Regions from separate parts of the Mus musculus genome. Here region 2 is linked to region 1. The links are chromatin loops, found by intact Hi-C in ENCODE. Cell type or tissue: left cerebral cortex. All regions are shown on one strand. Each heading gives the region's core, and the rest is flanking DNA. Links, peaks and the distances in the headings are about the cores only.

Region 1 (12,205 bases), core at 2,441-10,440:
ATTAAACCAAAGAATACAGGCTAGATAAAACTGGTTTCTTAAATTGCACATTACACTAGCCATTTCTCTGTCTGCCTGTATAAATAACACAGTCCTGGGAGTTCTATCTCCCTGGCGGCCTCAGAACCTTCTCTTCTCTGTCATGTCTTACACACTCTTGTGATGTGTAGAATCAGAGCATACTCAGAGAAGACAAGAGAAAGTTGGAATCAAAAATCACATGAATCTTCAGTGTATACAGACACACACTGTGAAGGGAAGGAGGGAAAGAAGGGGGATGAACAGCTGTATTTCGTGAACTTACATTTTTAATAGTAATGTTAAAAAGGTATTGGTAACCATGGTAACATGTAAACATACCAAGTCTGACAAAGAGACTAATTTAATGAACTTATTAAGACTTCTAAGCTTTTTCAAGGTCACATGTCATACTTTCTCTCTTATAGGTAGGATCCAAAATGTTCCTGCAATGCCATGTAATAAAGGCTTGAGGGATATCAGGAGGTGATATAAGCTTTAAGTAGAGCAGAGTCAAAAGAAGTGGGTCACTAGGAGAGTATCTTTGAAAAGTATATTCATTTGGCCCTGGCTGCCTCCCTTCCTCCACGCCTCATCCTCCAAGTGGCCATCTTGATTTGCTCAGCCCAGCATTTCATCAATCATTCATATACACAGACAGGAAATGTGGCAGGTGTCACAGACCCATCTTGTGTTGGACCTGTGATAACTGTATCCAGGAATGCCATGCCATGGAATTTTGAATTATCCTCCTGCCCATTTTAGGTCTTAGTCCCATGAATAACCTAAATAGTCAGTCTCCTTTTAAAATCTCTAGTAATTCCTGAGCGTTGCTTGTTTTGGTAAAGCTTGGATTCCTGTTGACCTCTGTCAGCCAACCCATCTCCATTTTCTTTGGTTGCACTACCAGCTTCCCTAATACTCAATGGCTTGACACTATCATAGTTTCTTCACTCACAGGTCTGATATCTCAGAGCCCCACCTCTCTATCTCCTTCCCTTGCTCCCTGTTGCCTTGTTCCCTCTCTTAAGCTCTTCCTTTAGTGTGGCTTGGGTTTCTCAAGCATGCACATCTTTGGTCAGGTGCATTCCAGGCTTCTTAGGAGGAAATAGTCTAAGAGGCAGATGCTCCTAGCCTTGTAAGTCATGGATTCTGAAGCTAGTACATCTTCCCTTCAGGAAGATTCTAATTAAGTGGTCATAAATCTGCCCAAATTCAACAATAATAGATCTAGTCTCAACTTCTTAATCAGAACAGTGTCAAACAGTTTGAGGCTATCTTTAATCTGTACCTTCCCTTTCCCTCTATGTCTCCAGGGATTTAAGCACTGATAAGAATCTTGAGGATTGACATTCCAGTACCAGTACCATAGAGCTCTTAATCTTCTCTATGTTTTGTTTTGTTTTGTTCTCTGGCTACACCCTTTGGGGCACAGTGTTGAGCTGCCCAGATATGCGTGTTAAGAGTAAACATTGCATTTTTTTGTCCTTCTGATATAGACTCATTTGCATTATAAATTCTGCTTTGGAGGAGTATATAGTTTTCATAACAACAGAGTGCACAGTGATTGTTCTGCACCATATCCATCTTCTCCGTTATCATCCATTTATTTTCATCCCTTCATTATTCCACAAATATATGTTGAGTATAGGTGTTGAAGGGGCATTGGTGAGAGAAAAAAAAGATATGTATGTCCTCACAAGGCACATGTTCTATTGCTGGTCTAATTAAGTAATCACACAGAACAATATAATCTTAAAACTGTGATTGGTGGCCTTACAGTAAAGAATTGGTATATTTATATATCATTATATGAAATGCACATTTGACCTAGTCATTGAGAGAATGGCACCTGAACAGATACAGAAGAAAGCACTTTGGCTAGGGTAAGGAAAGAGGATGGCAGTGTGGTCCAGGTATGGAAACTGCTTTCCCAAGAGCCCCAAAGAAGGTAGGACTGCTATGACTACCTAGAAGAAAGCTGCTGTGTATCCACCACTGGTCTGATGCTGTCAGTTCTGTTGTTTATACCAACTCCAGTTTTGCAAATGAAGGGAATAAAGCCTAGAAAATAAAGCCTGCTAAGAGAGCCAGGTAAGAGCAAAGCCAGACCTTGAACAGGATCCTTCTCATCCCTCAGGTTCTGTTCCACTCTAGAGAGTGTGAGACAAGTCCATTCTGCTGTTTGTTTGCTTTCAATTTCTATAAGGAGGATAAAAAATGAAGCACAGGCAGTTTAGGAAGAATATAGCCCGACAAGAAGCTGAACCACTGTAACAGAAAGCCCAGAAGAGGCACAGAAAGTCATGAGCTAAGAACTGAAGGCAAGGGAGCCGATCTCCCGAGGAAGAGTTCGCCAAAACTAAAGCAGCAAAATGTGGTGGTGAATTCCAGTATTGGGGTTCTGGGTTTGAAACAGGTGTGGGTTTATCAGTTACTCCGTCTCCTCATGGTTGAATATGACCCGGCACCAGGGTGGTCTGCATGGCTGCACTTGCTCTCTCGTAGTCTTCAGGGCTAGAATCAATGCTCTTCTCAGCAAAGGCAGCAGCTCACTTTTATCAGCTCTGGATGGGGCTGTTGAACAGACTCGGAGCCTCCTTAAGTTCCCAATGACCCCTAAAGTAGCAGTTCCTGTGAGTATGTGGTGAAACACAGGGTTGGACAAAGAGGGACCAAGGACTAAGAGACTTTACTTCCCAGCAAAGAATAGTCTATACCCAAAACAACCCCTTTCAAGAAGTCACTAGAGGCTAAAGAAAGACTGAATTAATGAAGGGGAAACAATAGTATATGCATAATGACATGTAACAACATGGAGATATTAATATTTCAAGAAGAAAAAATCCAGTGACATAATGTATTTGGAAATCAATTTTTAAGTCTGCCTTATACGGAAGCTTCCAGCAGAAAGGACATGAAACTCAAGTCTCGTGCCCATGAGCAGACACAGCAAGACAAGCTGGATTCCAGGCAATAAGGCAGAAAGATCAAAGTGGATGCTCAGCCTCTGTGTAAAGAAGATCGAGCAAGTGAACAAGAAGTTTATCACTGCCGAAGATTCAGGCTAAGGACTCTAGCTCAGTGCACCAGAACCTTAGTATGTGGCAGAGTGTCAAAGAGAATTCTTCAGGGTCACCCTGGAGAATGTCATCAAAAAGAGGAGCAACATGACTGTGGCTTCCGGGAGTGCCATCATTCTGACTTGACCAGTCAGGTTTGCAAAGAGGCTGACTCCCCCTGTGTGTAGCCAGGGAGGTAGAAAATTCAAAGGACTGAGAAGAGAATTAAGCTCGGCAAACAGCGCTGTGTAAAATGTATGTCTCTAGGCGCTCTTCTAATCCACATAAATTTGCTTATCTACGGACTGGGAGGGCCTTGAACATGAATTCTTTGAATGTTTGTATGTGCCTTCGAGGACAGGGGATGACCGCAGATGTTACTCAGATGTTTGCCACTGTGTTAGGACCTCACTACTCTCTTTAAGTCTGCCTGGCAGAACCAGTGGTCCTACTATCTCCATATAGCAAATGCTGAGATACAAGAGTGTGCACGTGAGCTGAAGAATCAAACTCCGGTCCGCCAGCTTCTTCAGGGAACACTTTGCCGATTAAGCCATCTTCTCCAGGCCTATGACTTCTAAAAGTGTTTCTCAGGAGCTGTCAGAGGGCCGGGGCAGTGAATCAAGTTAAGAATTGAAAGAGATATGCTCACAACTAACTGCAAGTCTATATGAAGCAGCCCAAGTTAGATCCATCTGAGCCAGCCTATAGTACCAATAGAGATGAAAACAAATTGTTTTGGCTCGCTGTTTGGAATCATTCTGCAGGAACAGAGAATTGAAACATCACCCCAAGTTTCAAAATTCTTGTTCCTGATTGACTAGTAGCTCTTATGGCCCATGTGTCCTCCATCTTGTGCCATCACCGTATCCGTGGGAAAATCATGAAGGATGATGAGTCTGGGAGGCAGAGGGGGTCTGGTCTGACCATATCTGGAAGTAAATCTAACACTTCCACCTGTATTTCATCAGGCAGATCTCTCTTGGACGATTGGGCCTGACCCAGGGATATCTGGGAAATGTAGTCCAGCTGTGGGTTAACTGTGTAAAGGTTGATCTCTAGATCACAAACTGACGTCCTCCCAGGAAACTTCTGAGTGTGAGGTAGGCGCAACAGTATGACACAAATATATGAACTTGTCACTCTGTTCCATTCTAATGCCCCTTTATACTTTATTCCCTGGCCTTTGTAATTATTCACCACCGGAAGTGACACCGAAGTGTCTGGGGCTGGGAGGAAACAGTCTTGTAACTTGAGACTAAGGGTGCCTCTGATCAGGAAATGGGGGCTCTGGAGACACTTTCTGTCGATCTCCCAGTCCCTGATTCATACTTCCTACATCGAGTCTACTTCTGTTAGGCATTTGTGGATGTTGTTGTCCTCCTGGCCATGCTGAAGTTGATGCTTTGGTTTATCTCCGAAGCCCTGCTCTTATCTGTCTTGGCAGCGTTTTTGCTTCCACTCCTGGCAGTTCGATGTCTATTTTAGTACTTCTTCCTCGCATGGCCCGTTGCACACGTACAGATGAGATGTCCAAATGAGCGCTAGCCACTTGCAGGAATCTGAATAAATTGCATCCTTCCTTTTCTCCTTTCTCAGTGAGACGCAGCAGGCTGAGGGTTACAGGAAGGAGCTGCTGAGGAGAGTGGGAAAATGATTCATTGTTTAAAAACAGCCCTCATGTGCACAAGGCAGCTCTGAGACAACAGCTCCCTATCTCCTGCAATTTTCCTCCTATTCTACCCCCATCCTTTATTCTCGTAGACTGTTTAGTATTAAATTTTAACCCAGAGTTCTACAGAATGCCCGGAAATTATTGTGCTGCTTCAGGGTAGGAACAGCCCCCATTTTCAGGTTCCCTTCAGTCCTTACCCTAGTTAATGGCAAATGTCTGACCATTAGCATCCGGAGAAAGACACGCCAGTTTGTCATTATTTTCTCCAGTGGCAAATAGTGATAAATGCTGAAAGGCCCTTTCCATGATGTGGTATTGTTCCTATGCTGGAACCACAGTTGATTAGGGGATAGAGGGATGCCATTTTCAAAGATACAAGTCCATCTTATGAGGTGCACTGGCCCTGGTCTCAAAATTATGGTCAAAGTTTGTGGAAGAAAGAGTATTTCCAGTCTTTCCATTTTTCTTGCTTCCAGTCCTGGCTACCTTAAGTCACTCTAGACTGGAATCTCAGATATTTGTTAACTGCTCAGAGTGTTCCTTGATGGTCTTTCCTCAGTGTAAAGAGCAGTGAGTTGATGGTAGACTCCAGCAACTCCAGTAACTGAAGTCCACATGGGCACTGCCTACTCTAGCTGCCCACAGAGGGATCTGCACAGAGCAAAGTCAGGCAGCCTCACATTGAGGTGAGGACCTGTCTCATCCCCAGCCTCCCATACAGATGCTCACACGTGAGATACCGTGGGCCACACGGAGAATGTTCTGGGAGCTTCAGTTTCAGATGCTCAGTGTTCTGTGTTTCCCCAGACCTAAACTAAGGAAGAGTTTCTCAAGGAGACACCTGCTCTCACCGCCATCTTTGTGTTCCTCCTCTCTGGAGATGCAGACAGGGAGGAAGCAGGGCCGGGGAATGTGGACGAACAAGGAAGGTGCTGGAGAAGTGAAGCGCACTTGATGCCTTTAAACCCAGGCTCCTTGAGATGAACTCCATTATCACTTGGTAAGGTCTAAAATGTGTCCTCCTCATGGTTTACGCTGGAGTTGCTTTCTTGGCTTTGTTTCCAAAATACATTTAGTTATTTTCACTTATTGTTCCTTATTTGAACCTAATTGTGGTAGCCTACAATAAAAATTCTGCACCCCATTCAGTGTACTATATTAACTAGGACTTTTTCCCTTTTAAACTAGACCTGGTTCATTTTTCCATGTCCTTGTTCATGTGCCTTGAACAAGTTATATATACACTTTAACATGGAAATCCATTTTATAAACTAAATCAGAGGACAAGAAATTTGACTCTTGTCTATCTATGCAAACCCTATTTTCCCCTCTTCTTCTCCTGTTTGTCTTCTCCTTTCTCCCCACACACATGGCAAGATGGCCTTCCTGCCTGAGTCCTGTGTTTATGTGACTTCCATTCAAATATCCATCAGGAGCTGAAGAGGTCACGTTTGTTATCGAAATTACCTAACTAATATGCCTTATGGTCCAATCAATATGGCTGATTTGATAAGCAAAGCATTTCAGGGAAAGCTCATGGGGCTGAGGTTGTGAGAAAGGATCACCCAATCTCTCTGAGATTTTTGATATGTTGCCCCATGTCACCAAAGACACAGTATTTACCATTATTGCTGCCAACCCTTTGGGCTCTCTAACTTTCTTTCTTTCTTTTTTTTTATGTTTTGTTTTCCTATTTTTGTAAGGCTTTGGGAATAGACATGATCAAAAATATATAAAATTAACATTAAAAACTTATACAAGAAAAATCCAAAAACATGGGGAAAATCAAAAAGTTTTGTCTACCCTAAAACTTAACAGTATCTACAGCCATGCCTGAGACCCAGGTTAGGCAAACGCTGGATACTGGTCTGTAATATTTCGTGATCCCAGCAGAGGGCAGGCCTCCCAAGCAAATGCCGATTCCACAGCACCTCCTCTAGAGAAAGAAGGGAGGCCAGCCTGAGCTGGCTGGTTCTGGCAAGACTACATGCCATAAAAAGTAAAAAACCTGTTTTCAAGACTTAGATGAATTATTGGCTGTGTACCTACAGTGGCTATTTGTGCAGGAGCACCCCAATATTTGTCTTTCCTTCTGAACTTCTGGCCTCTTCTTAAGGATATTATTTATTTATTTATTTATTTATCTAGTCAACAGCACACTTGAGAGTGTGACATTACTAACTGGCACCCAAGTTTTTGTGTGTCCTGAAAAGGACAGTGTTGGTACTCAGAGAACTGAAAGCACAGGTGAGCAGGCCTGATACTTTGGGTGGGGACTTGATCTGCTGTGTGGCTCTCTAACACTAAGACCCTGTTGTCCTCACCCGTGAAAGCAGGGATGACAAGAGAACCTTCCTTGGGTCTCCTGAGAATGAAGTGCCATCTCTACGGAACTGCCCACCTTCTAGCAAGTAAAACACTTGCAGTGTGATTATCATAATAAATGTCTTATCCCAGTGATATCACACCCATCCCTTATCACAGGGATATGAGCCTACATTGCTTATTATTACCCTTTTCATAATGGCCCTACCCTCTTTCCCACATGACAGGCAGTCTCTGGAGCATTACTGTAAGGTTTGAACTGTAGGGAGAGGGCACGTTTTCCATGGGACACTGATACATTTGAGCAAGTACAGAGAAAAATGGCCAACGTGGGGACTGGTGTGCTGACTGGGGGCTTGATTTTTTTAAGGGCACTTATGCTCCAGAGCCTACAAACGACACAAAAAGTCCTCATTTAAGCCTCCCTGAGCCCCTGGCACCATTTCCTCTGATGTGTCCTTCCCCCCAGAGCAGAGTGCTTCAGGGACTGGCTTTCTACACAAGGTAGCAGTTGTGATACTTAGTGTGCTGACCCTAACCCTCACTCTGCCTTGGCCTGAGCACAGTACCACAAGCCTCTGATTACCAAGCCTGGAAACCCTCACCCTGAGTGACTACCACATCTACATATGCTCTTGATGTTCTGAGTTGTCCTTGCTAAGGCATTTTTGGCACCAGGGGATTTGCTGACTTTATTCCAACATCCAGCCCTACTGGAAAGGGCACCTATTTACTGACCACTGCAAGTTAGAAGGTTTTGGGGGAGAGGCCTGATTTATCATATCCTCGCAGGTAAATGTTAGTCTAAAAAATTAAATGATGAAACATGTAAAGTTTATGTTCACATTTCAAGGGAACATGGGAGACTCTGAGAGGCAGAAATATGCTCTGCGTCACAGATGCTGCTATGAACAGGAAACAGTTTCCACTGGAGAGGTAGGATGGAGACAAGCAGGCTGGGCATGAGGGAAATACACAGTCCTCCTATCAAGGAGATTCTCATTTCCAACCGAGGGCTGGAAGAATTCGGGCATATGTGACTGTCCTCAAAAGGTCTTCACTTCGGATGAAGTCGTGGGGTCATAAGGAAAAATAACCAAATGCTCACCACATAGAGTTGGAGCTAGCTAGGCGGTGGTGGCACACACCTTTAATCCCAGCACTTGAGAGGCAGAGGCAGGCGGATTTCTGAGTTGGAGGCCAGCCTGGTCTACAAAGTGAGTTCCAAGACAGCCAGGGCTACACAGAGAAACCCTGTCTCAAAAAAAAAAAAAAGAGTTGGAGCTACACGGAGAGTGAGCCTTGCCTCGTTAGCAGCTCATTCACTGAAGTGCTTGCTGCATAGGTGTGAGGACCTGAGTTCAAATCCCCAGGATGCACAGAAAAATCTGGACACAGAGGTTTGCTCCTGCAATCCTAGTGCTGGGAGGCCATGATAGGAGGGTCCTCGGAGCTCACCGCCAGCTAATTCGAGAGATCCAGGCTCAACGAGGGACTCTATCCCTAATCAAAAAATAAAGTGGAGTATGATACAGAAACATGTTACACACTGATCTCTGGCTTGTACATGTACCCTCACATACATGTACATACGTACACATGACTACACCATATGGGCAAGGGGGTTCCCCTGGTTAGAGAGTCCCTGATTCATCTTCTTTAGAGGGTGAGAATATACCCTCAAAAGCCCGAAGCTGTCGGCGCCCTCAGACTACAACACTTAGAAAAGAGGTACAGTCACAATATCATCCCCACCCACTTCTGCACACACTGGTCGTGAGGCTCACAAGAGCCTTCGAAGCTCTGCAACATGTCACAGTTCAGAGGGTTTTTCTTCCACATACGTTTTGTCACAAGAGCTCTCTGAAATCCAAGATCAATGTCCTCACTGCAATTCGTTCAAGGACACACAAAGTGGTCGAGACAGGATTTGACTTTGGCTTCAGGCCATATTCTGCAATGGCAATTCTTATGCATAACTTGACCTCACTCTCAGGTCTCTGGCACACTCCTGGCAATAGCAGTCTGTGACATTCCCTGGAGTGAGGCTATAGGTCTCTAATACAGTGACTCTGCTCTTGCTAAATATATATTAGAGGCCAATGGAGAGTCTCATGACTCTCTGATTAGATATGATGCCTTGGCATGAGATCAAAACCACAACTGGTTGCTCAGGAATCACTGGCTTTACTCACAAGAATATCATGAACATATCAGTTGCCAAAGAGACAAACTGGGGCTTGCACCCTTTGTTAGATTTTGCTTGTGGTATCTCATGTGTATCTACATAGAAGAGAAACAGTTGAAAGGAGAGGTTTGTCCTGGCTCATGGATCTATAGGTTCAGCCTGTGTTTGACCAGCTCCACTGCCGTGGATCTGTGGGGAGACAGGGATCATGTCAGTGTGAGGGCATGGCAGAACAAAACTGAAAAAGAAAGTTAGGGGAGGGAGGAAGGGGGTCTGAAAGAAGGGGAAGAGAAAAGAAAAAGAGAAAGAGAAGTGGAGAAGGAAAGTGAGAGATAAAGAGAAAAAGGCAGCCTGGAGAAGTGACTCAGAAAAAAATGCTTGACTTGCAAATATTAGGACATTAGTTCAACCACTACAAGCCATGTTTAAAAAAAAAAAAAAAGCCAGATATGGCAGCAGATGCTTATAATCCTGGGGCAGGGGAAGTGGGGACAGGAGCATGGTGGACACTCACTGGCAAGGCAGCCTAGCCTGACTGTTGAGTTCTAGGCCAGTAAGAAAACCTGCCTCCAAAAATGAAGTCGCTGACTCCTGAGGAATAGCACCCAAGGTTGTCTTGTGGCCTCCATATGTATATGGGCAGCACGAACATACACATACTCAGTTTTTGGAAAGAGAAAAGAGGAACATAGTCTCCTATTAGAAAGGAAAATGTAAATTCTCTAGTTCCAGATGGTCTCCCAGCACACATAAGAAATCTGAAAGAATCTTAAAAAGCAGTATAAAGAAGAAATTGCTGGAAAGTTGCAAGGTCCCTGACATTTAAAACTCAATTGTATTCCTATAGCCTGGCAATAAGTCATCAGAGATGGGCAAGAAAACCAAGAGGACCTTTAGGGTAATGTGGATACAAGGTTGACAAAAGAAATGTAAACCGTCTATGTTGAAAGTTATAAAGCATTCATTTCCAAAGGAGATTGATGAAAACCTAAGTCCAGATGAGCCATTACCATGAATGTGAAGAGTTTATTTTGATAAGTTAAAAAAAATAAAAATAAAAATGGACTGATCTATGACTTAAATGCTAGCATCAAAATGTCCATAGGTTGGTTGGTTTGTTTGTTTGTTTGTTTGTTTGTTTGTTTAAGGCATTGCTGAGATGAATCTTAAATGCAGATGAGGAGTTGTGAGAAGAGAGGTTCTGCAGAGTCAACAAACCTGATTTTCTAGTTGATAAAGCAGGAGAGTCAGAGAGCATAGTACCAGAGTCAAGACAAAGGCAACCCAGGCAGTGGGAAGGAATGAAGAGTCCCAAAATAGCCTACAGCTTAGATGGATCACTTGCTCTTGGCAAAAGAAAAGGGCCATTACTTGGAGACATCAGAACTCAACAACTAGTTCTGGAAAACTGACTAAGTGAACTTTGATCCACGCTGCATTCCATATGCAAAATCTCAGTGCAGACTGGATAATATGATGTATGTGTGAGAGTTTTTAAAAGACAATGTAGATATGGTTGTTCTTCCTATGGGGTTGCCATCCCCTTCACCTCCTTCAATCCTTCTCATAACTCTTCCATAGGGGTCCCTGACCTCAGTACAATAGTTGGCTCTAAGTATCTGCATCTGTCTCAGTCAGCTGCTGGTACTGCCTCTCAGGGGACAGCCATGCTAGGCTCCTGTCTGCAAGCACAACATGGCATCAATAATAGTGTCAGGGTTTGGTGTTCACCCATGCATGGGATGGATCCCAAGTTGGGCTGGTCACTGGATGACCTTCTCAGACCCCTCAGAACTCCCAGAAACTAAATCACCAAACAAAGAGCATACATGAGCTGGTCTGAGCCCCCGCCCCACCCTCCACCACCACATATGTAGCAGAAGATTGCCTTGTATGGCCTCAGTGGAAGAGGATGTACCTAATTCTGTAGAGACTTGATGCCCCAGGGAAGAAGGATGCTGAAAGAGTTAGATGGGGTGAGGGACGAGGGGTAGGGGATGGGGGGTGGGGGGGTAGAGGAGTGGGGAGAGCACCATCTCAGAGGCAAAAGGAAGGGGGAGGGTAAAGAACTCTGGGAGGGAGGACCAGGAGGGGGAGCAACATTTGGAAACTAAATAAAATAATTTATTAAAAAAGAAAACATAAGGTAAACTTGTGTGGTTTCAGGATGGGCTTCCAGAACATATTTGCAAACAATGTGTCTTATAGGTGACTCACATCAAAAATATTTGAATTAATTTTGTATCCAATCACTTTGCTGAAGTTGTTTATCAGCTGTAGGAGTTCTCTCCTGGATTTTTTTTGGGGGGGGTCACTTATGTATACTATCATATCATTCATAAGTAGTGATATCTTGACTTCCTCCTTTCTAATTTATATCCCTTTCATCTCTTTTTGTTGCCTAATTGCTCTGGTTAGGACTTCAAGTACTATATTGAATAGATGGGGGAGACTGGGCAGCCTTGCCTTGTCCCTGATTTTAGTGGGATAACTTCAAGTTTCTCTCCATTTAGTTTGATGTTGGCTACTGGTTTGCTCTTATTATATTTAAGTATGGACCTTGAATTCCTTTTTATTTTTTTTGAAAGATTTACTAATTTTATTTATGAGTACACTGTAGCTGTCTTCAGACACACCAGAAGAAGGCATCGGTTCCCATTACAGATGTTTGTGAGCCACCATGTGGGTCCTGGGAATTGAACTCAGAACCTCTGGAAGAGCAGTCAGTGCTCTTAGTCAGTGAGCCAACTCTCCAGCCAGACCTTGACCTCTCTGTCAATAGGACAAAATGGCAATCCACAGATTGGAAAAAGATCTTTACCAATCTTACATTTGATAGACGGCTAATATCCAATATATACAAAGAACTCAAGAAGAACTCCAGAGAATCAAATAACTCTGTTTTTAAAATGGGGTACAGGGCTAAACATAGAATTC
Region 2 (8,000 bases), core at 1-8,000, 260 kb after region 1:
GCCCTGGAGGCAGCAAGCTCCTAATGAATGTCTGGCAGGCAGTACTGTCTGGTGAGGGCCCACTTCCCTCAGCAGACCATCTGCAGATGGCCACCTTTTACTGAATTCTCCACATGCTCTCTGTTCTGAGCATGTGCGTGGAGAGGAAGGAAGCTATAGAAAGGATCTGCCTCTGATGCAGTGACGTTGGGTCTTAAATTATCAGCATATCAGCTCAGGATAACACAAATCACTCCGTGGTAAACGTTTAGAAATTAAAAAGAATAGTGTTAATTCACTAGCTGTTGACCAATACGAACATGGGGTGACACAGTAAGGCCAAGTATCTCACTGGTGAGTGAGAACATGGGGCCCTCCGTGTAAAAGGCCTGGGGAATTTCTGTAGATTAAACAGCATTTGAGAGGTCTTTTCAGTGTAATAGCACTCAGAGTTATTAGGTAATAACCACATACACAAAAACGTGGAATACATTCTGCATGTCTGCCCAGTGCTATAATTGCTCATTCTTTATACCTGGGGGTGGGGGGAGAGGACCTGGGGGGGGGAGGACAGTGCAAGAGCCTGGGTAGCTCTTGCAGCTCACTCTACTGACTAGCTAGGTACCTCTGGGTTCATTACTGTACCCCACCAAAGTAGGCTCTGGAATGACACTTTCATGCGTTTGGGGGTGTGTATGTGTATCACAGTAGCTCAGATAGGATGGACATGATAGGAGTTGTCTTATACAGACAATCTGAAAGTAAGCCAGTCTTAACAGGACACCCATCTCAAAGCCAAAGGTGGCACTCATTGTCTCCCTCCAGTGGCCATGAAGGAGTGTGACAGACTTGCTTCCCAGTCACTGTTAGGAGAAGCATCCCAAAGTAACTCACTCTGCTCACAGCCCTACTGCTGGAGGCTAGCTATACAGGGGCTATTTTAAAAGAGGTTGGGTGAGAGCCACTGCCTCCAGCAAAGAGTCCCTGCTGCAAATGGTTATTAGAGCCATTTCAGCTCATCTGTGCTGAACTGTAAAGTAATAATGAGTTGTTTAGAATCAGCCATTTTACAGCCTATACTACGTTACCACTAAGTATGGGTCATGGTCTAATGGTGCGATGTTCACTTGGGAGCCTCAGAAATGCAGAGTTCCCTTCCACCCCCAGTCAGACGTACTGAGTCACAATCTGTGTTTTAGCAATTTGATGAGCTTGCCAGGTCCTTTGCAAATCTTTTAAGGCAGGCACCTGCTAGCTGTATTACATTGATTACTGACAAGTTGTACATGGATTAAATGAGATAATGTGTTCAAGTTACCTTAAGTCTGTCCCGAGCTTAGTAGCGTTATTTACACAGTCAGGTGTGAAGCAGGAAGAGGCTGCTCCCGAGCTTCCAAAACAGTAAAAATTGAGACTTACTGAACTTCTCAGATTTTTGACCTATTAAAAATAATATTTTATTTATTCTTTGAAAATATCATATATTAATATAGTGTATTTTGATCATATCTGTCACTGTTATGTTTTATAAAAAGATAAGGAGAGAAGAAATATGTTTTGTGGATGTGTAGTCAGGTTTGGGGGAAGGGGGTGCCTCTGCAGGCCCAAACTGAGGTATCCCTTCCCCCTGAGGGACCAGCCACAAGAGGGTATAGCATAGAATAGAGTTTATTCAAGGCACAGGGTGGGTAGTACAGACAGAGAAAGGCGGAGAGAGGGAGTAGAGGCTGGCCATGAGCACATGGAGAGGGGGCGGGGAGAGGAATGGGAGAGAGGACAGAGGGAGAGCAAGAAGGCAAGAGAGGAGGGGCAAGCAGCCCCTCTTATAGTGAGTCAGGCACACCTGGCTGTTGCCAGGTAACTGTGACGTAGAGCCTAGACAAAATGCTAACAGTCACTACCTCCCCCCAAACTCCCCCTAGTTGTTTCCCACAGTCTTATTCCTTACTTTATGTGTTTTTAAATTTTTATTACATGAGTATTCTATGTCATTCATTTTCTCTCCATTTCCTTCCTCTAACTCTTCCCATTCCCTCTGTCATCCTCATGGCTGCTCATTCCTTAATTATCATTGCAACAGACATATATATGCTTATTTGTTGGTTGATGAAGACAATTTGATGAGGCCCCTTAGTGTAATTCTTATCTGTAGGTGTTTAGAGATGATCCCTTAAGAGCAGAACTTGTCCCTGGAAGGGACTGATTCTCCCTCTCTCCAAAACCATTAATGTCAGATCAGTGTGAGATAGACCTGTGTCCTCTGCAAAGGGCAGCCAGATGGCAGGACCACTGAAGCCATGGGTCTAGGAGCTGAACATCCACACAGGGAGGGGCTTCCGTTTTAGAATAAAACATATGTTGAGAAGCTGAGAGAGGAAGAGAAGCCCTGGGTGCTGGGTTTTCCTGTGTCGGGTGTCCTGCGTGCACACGAAAGGATGACCATAGTTAAAGAGATCTATGCTGTGTCATGAAGGGTAGATACACTGTGCCCTGGGGGCTTGAGGCTGATATTTCCAGAAAGCTCTTCCAGGCCTGCTCGAGGTCTCACACGCGCCTGTCATTTGCACTCGGGACCTGCTGACCTGTCTACTTGAGCAGAGGTGCTGAGGCTGAGGGAAGTGTGTGCAGGACATAAAGTTCCCCTGGGAATTTTCAGCAAATTGTATAAATAACTTTATCAGAGGTAAAAGCAATAAACAACATTGTACTGACCTTCAAAATAGATTTTATGCTATGCCCACATTTTTAAAACATGCTTATGTATGTACATTTAAAAATAAATCTATTATTTATATCTCTATCACATAGGGAAAAAACAAAAACATGCTATAACTTAAAAACGTTAATGCTGATGAGAATTTAAGTTGTTTTTATTTCCATTCTTTTCTCTGTGTTTTGGGCCTTCTTCAGTGAACATGTATTGTCTGTGTGGTATAAAAACGTAACAACTCACTAAGCTTTTGAAGCTTCCGTTCTATTTTTATATAGTCCGTCTCATTTGATCTTCATTTCTACCCTGTCTCAGTTCATCTTCCATTGTTGCAAAGAGATATAAAGGCTACATGTATAGAAAAGCATTTAATTGGAGGCTTGTTTACCATTTCAGAGGGTGAGTCCACGACAGTCGTGGAGGGAAGCATGGTGGCAGGCAGGCAGGCGTGGTGCTGGAGCAGTAACTAAGAGTTTACTACATGGTCTACAAGTTGGAGGCAGAGAGTATAGGAGGGAGGGACCAGAATATGTAAATCTCCAGGTTTAAGAGAGATGTACAGACTAGACTGGGCCTAGAGTGAGCTTTTGAAACCTCAAATCTCCAGTGACATACCTTCTCCAGCCAAGCCCTGCCTACCTCCTTATGGGACTCAGCCAAGCCCCACCTACCTCCGTATGGGACTCAGCATTCAAATATATGCACAGGACACAGTGACCATTGTAGACTACACAGTCTATTTGTTTGCAGTTTAGGCAATACTGAGCTATGTGACTAGGAAGGTTTTCCAGACTGAGGGCCTGCAGTTACTTACTAAAAAAAAAAAGTAAGACAATATCAGTGGCTGTTGTACTGACTAAGTGCGTTAACATATGTAAATACCACGACAGTGTGTTAGACGTAGGAAGGCCTAACAGGTATTGGCTGCCAGAAACTCATCATCTTCATCCCTGCGTTCCAGAAGTGGTGATCAGGGAGATGAGTCATCAGAAGAGTCTAGGTATACCAAGTGTATAGGGATGGGACATGTACTACCAAATTGATGGCTAACAATGGATGAGAAATGTATTTGAGGACATTGATTCTGATGTCATTGGATGATCCGGCTCTCTGTCTCAATTCAAATCAATCCGTCTCTAGTTATTATGGGTTTGGGGATTTGTGTGAATACCTAGATTTTTTTAACACTATTTTTTTTATATATAAGACAAATAGTTGACATTGTGAGGAAGGATTTGTCCTAGAAACTTGGACCACAGGTTGAAAGATGGGAGGTATACCACAGGGATTCCTCAGGAGCATCCTGCTGAAGTGAAACCTGCCAGTTGAGCCCTGGTCAAGGCATGAAGAGAGTGGCTTTGTAAATACTGAGGCCCAGGGGGTTCCAGGGTAGGTTGTACCAGTTGTTAGCAATGTCTTTCCATAAGTGAGATGGGTGATTTGGTTTGGAGGCACAGCTGTTGAGGTTGGTACATTGCAGGAATACAGCTGAGTGTGACAAGCGGAATATATAAATCTCCAGGTTTAAGAGAGATGTACAGTGTGATGCCTGCTGTTTTAACAATGTTCTAAAGCATGTAAAGTCTATTTCTTTGTTATTTTTTTCCAGACCCCTTGGTTGTGGAATACAAGACACTGCTGGTATAACTACCCTTACCAGGTAAGGAAGCCTGACTTCTGGGCTTTACAGACGAGGGGATATTCCTTTGGTCAGCTGCCTGTTGTCAGGAAGGTCAGGTAGTCACTTATATGTCGATATTGCACCTGGTTGTTATGCCTATCATAACCTAGTGAAGACAGGACTTTGTGCATTCATACTGAGGCGCATAACCAAAGTCTAGTTGCTTTAGCAGATGGAACAAACCTGGAAGGTTCTTTTGTTGAACAAGATGCGGCTGGTTCCTGTTTCTCAGTACAGAGGGAAGTCTGAAGGCTGCTGGCAGTGCAGGCTTACCCCCACAGCAGATGTGAACATTCAAGTGCGTGCGGTGCTGGAGCTGGCCCGCTGAGTTCTGTTGACTTTGTAGCTTAGAAGTGGCCTCTAAAGACGTAAATCACCACGGACTACTTCTCCAAATGCAGAAAAAATACACTAATGCCATCATCACACATGGCTGAATTGTTTCAGTGAGGAAAACAGTAGACACCATCTTTGAAATTAAGTCATAGCCCTGAAAAGGGAGTGTTTTCCGTCTCTGCCCTTGCTATTCTTTCGCATCTTCTTATGAGTTCATTACTATTAGCACAAGTCTTTGCTATCCCTAAATCGATTGGTAATGGAATATCAATGGTGGGACCAGGAATTTTCTAGGTACTCGGGACATGTCCTGTAAGGGAAGCAAATGGAACCAGGCATTGTACTGAACACCTTCAGGTACATGTGGACTTCTGTGCACATAAGGCCTTTCTATACCTTCCCTGTTCTCCACATAGCTGCAATGGGTGGAGGCTGACACTAGGTACTCCTTCTAGGCTAAGGGTGACTTGAAATAGAACTCTACTTTGCATTTGAATCCCTTAATTTATTTAGATTGGGAATGAATTTACATAATCAGCATGACACAGTTAGAAAAAGCTGAGAATTCCTAAGACTGTGGCATGGAGGACAGAAACCAGCCGGTTACCTTACCGGTTGTCTTTAGCCCAACTGGACTTTACTATCCACACCTATCTACATTTCTACTTGAAAAGGCTTCTAGGAACTTTAACTGGAAAGTTGGCATGCCATCCACTGCAGTGCCCCACATTTCAAAGGTAAATTTTGTAACATGAAAGACATTGTGATCAGTGTCATATAAAACGTACCACTTAACCTTGTTTCTAACTGTAAATGTAGCCGAAATAACTCTTGCATTCTGCCTGTAGCTGAGAAGTTGCTTGGTTTCAGATGAATGCTAGGACAGTAGCCCAGAATGTCGCTGTGGGCTGTTTTACAGAAAGCACAAGAGTCTGAGGGGCTAGGAGATAAGGTTATATTTAAAAGTGGAAACACCACTAGGATGGAAAGGAAGATGCCCCATCTGTGTGGATTCGGTTAAGAATGGCCTTGTGTTCGTAAGGTATCATAGTCCAGTACTGAGTAATTCTGCCCAGTGCTCCCCAAAGTGAAGAGAAACTCATGATCTCTGGCAACAGTAGTTAGCCGTGCCAAGAGCCATATGCTAATAAAATTAATGACTTTCTTTGTGTAGGGGGCATAGGAAATGAAATAGCATGTATGCAAGTATAATACTTTGTATAAGTCATATGTATATAAATACATACAGCAGATTATAGTCCAGAGTCTGTCTCAAACCTTCAGTGCACTTTTAAATATTGAACAAGCTCATGAAATTATTCATTATTCATTATGTCTTTAACACATATATTATATAAGTAACCGGATAGATTTCTAGGTGAAAAAATAGTAGTGCACTTCAATTTTAAACATTCCCTCTTTTATATGAGAGTGTCCATTCGTTACACATGTAAGAGTTCCATATGGGTGTGTATTTTAAGGATAAAAGTAAGACAGGCTTATATGCAGTTGACTCTTGCACAGCTCGTTACAAGGGGCATGCGTACACGAGGCAGGAGAAGTCTAATGCAGGGATCAGGGCCTCAATAGCTCTGAGACCTGGATGTAAACTTTTAACCTGAGTTAATTGATAGCAATTTTCTGTCAGCTGTATAATCTAGATGAAAAACGAGAGTAGTAATTTTACAGATTTCATATGCTCAGAGTGAGTCATGGGAGTGTTTCGCCAACTGCAGAGCGGCTGGCGAGTGCTGATTACTGCCATGCTCCCGCAGGAACTCTGCCCTTCCCATCGTGATCTGACTTGTCCTGTGACCCCCTCCGAGGCACATTCCCAGATGAGGATGCCAGAAGTCAGAAAATCTCATCAATACCAAATCTGACCTCAGCTCCAGCCAGGGCCATTTTCCCAGACTGCATTGCTGATAGCATTTGCCTAAATACCTTGCTAATGTCTTTCAGTCTTAAAGAGACATGTCAGTGGGAAGTAGATCTCTTTCAAGGTACCACTGGGCACTGATGCTTCCTTCACTGGGCCACAGGATTCCGCAGGAAGACCTTGTGAGGTCCTTCATGAGAGTTCCCCCTCTCATGGCCTCCCTCCTGCCCAGCTGTCCTCCAATCTGCACATTCCATCACAGGGACTATGCAGTTTACCACATGGCTTTGTAGAGACACCAGCTTTCAGTCTATAGCAATTTTCCTTGTCACTTAGAGTTTAAAACTGCTGATCTAACGTCTAAGCCTAAAGTACCTCGTCAGAAATATGAGAGAGACATAGTTTCCTTGATGCCTGTCCTGAGTGAGTAAGGGCCATCTTGTGATAGCTATCCATTGCATTGTGATTGGCAGATGGTGCGTATAACATTAATTTCCTTTACAGTATGGAGTCTTGCCTTCTGAACAGTAGTCTAAATGTATTTGAAGAGCTTTAGAGTTTTGTTTTAGTTCTTTGAGTAAACCAAGACACTTCATTATAGCTCAATAAATATAACCAAGAGTAGCTCATCAAAGTGTTGTTGAGAAAACATTAAATTAAATACACTTCACTGACTTTACTATCTCCCTGAGCCTCTGAGGCAGTCAGAACAGGCATTATCTTCCATCCCTGGCCCCTGCCATTTTTTAAGTAACTTTACTACCAAGCTATGGAGCTGGGCCTTTATCTCAGACATCCTGGCTATCTGCTTAGTCAAGTATGTTGGCAGCCTTCCTGTCCCTCTGATCTTTAAATAAATATCTCAGAATCATCTGTTTTGAATATAGCATCCTATTGCCCATTTTCTAAACATACAACTCTCTTGAACTTGTGCTTCATTGACCATTCCGGAAAGCATCCATGCCACCCACTAGTTCTGTGCTTTGAACTGTCACAACAGCTGTCCTGTGTGTGCTCCAGGACATGTCTCCAGTTGCCTGAGGGATCTTGTAGCTGCTGTATGTGAAGGAACCGTAGAAGCTGTTGTTCCGTTCAATAATGAATTGAATCCCAAACTGCCGTGGTGGCTAATGCTTTCTGGGTTTAAGATGAAATGGAATTACTGCTCTCGAGCTGTGGTCTGTAGGCAGCCTCCAGAGTACTGTTGTGTATCAGAAAACAATGGGACTGCATGGGGTTGCATGTGTTCAGCATAAGCCTGGCTTACCAGTCAGTGTGAGCCTCTGGCTTTTGGGATACAGATTGGGTTTCCCGTTGAGTAAACCTTCCCATTTTTTCTTTTCCTCAGCCACTCACAGCTGACCTTCACTACTATTACATCCTGGAGCTGTCATTTTATTGGTCTTTAATGGTTT

The links. Hi-C counts contacts between places; a loop is a spot of excess contacts. Peaks named below come from ENCODE experiments on the same cell type or tissue, not always from the same donor. Only the 100,000 strongest peaks of a DNase experiment are listed, where the experiment ranks them.
Region 2: it touches region 1 in a loop (3-fold over the local background); 18 of 42 quality-filtered maps call a loop at or near these places.

Annotation. Positions count from the first base shown.
Region 1 is chr2:68,778,247-68,790,451 of GRCm38, forward strand. No RefSeq gene overlaps it. Among named protein-coding and RNA genes, the nearest start is that of Gm36174, 38 kb to the right of the region's middle. In left cerebral cortex, for the core only: a CTCF peak has its summit at 6,639 (motif pointing right); DNase peaks (open chromatin) are centred at 4,134, 4,271, 4,655, 6,657 and 1 more place; H3K4me3 peaks cover 561 bases; H3K27ac peaks cover 176 bases.
Region 2 is chr2:69,042,847-69,050,846 of GRCm38, forward strand. Cers6 (ceramide synthase 6) reads left to right here. Exons shown (of 10, transcript NM_172856.4): 5 at 4,299-4,349; 6 at 7,934-8,000. Among named protein-coding and RNA genes, the nearest start is that of Gm52515, 79 kb to the left of the region's middle. In left cerebral cortex, for the core only: a CTCF peak has its summit at 809 (motif pointing left); DNase peaks (open chromatin) are centred at 82, 795, 4,602, 5,331 and 1 more place; H3K27ac peaks cover 202 bases.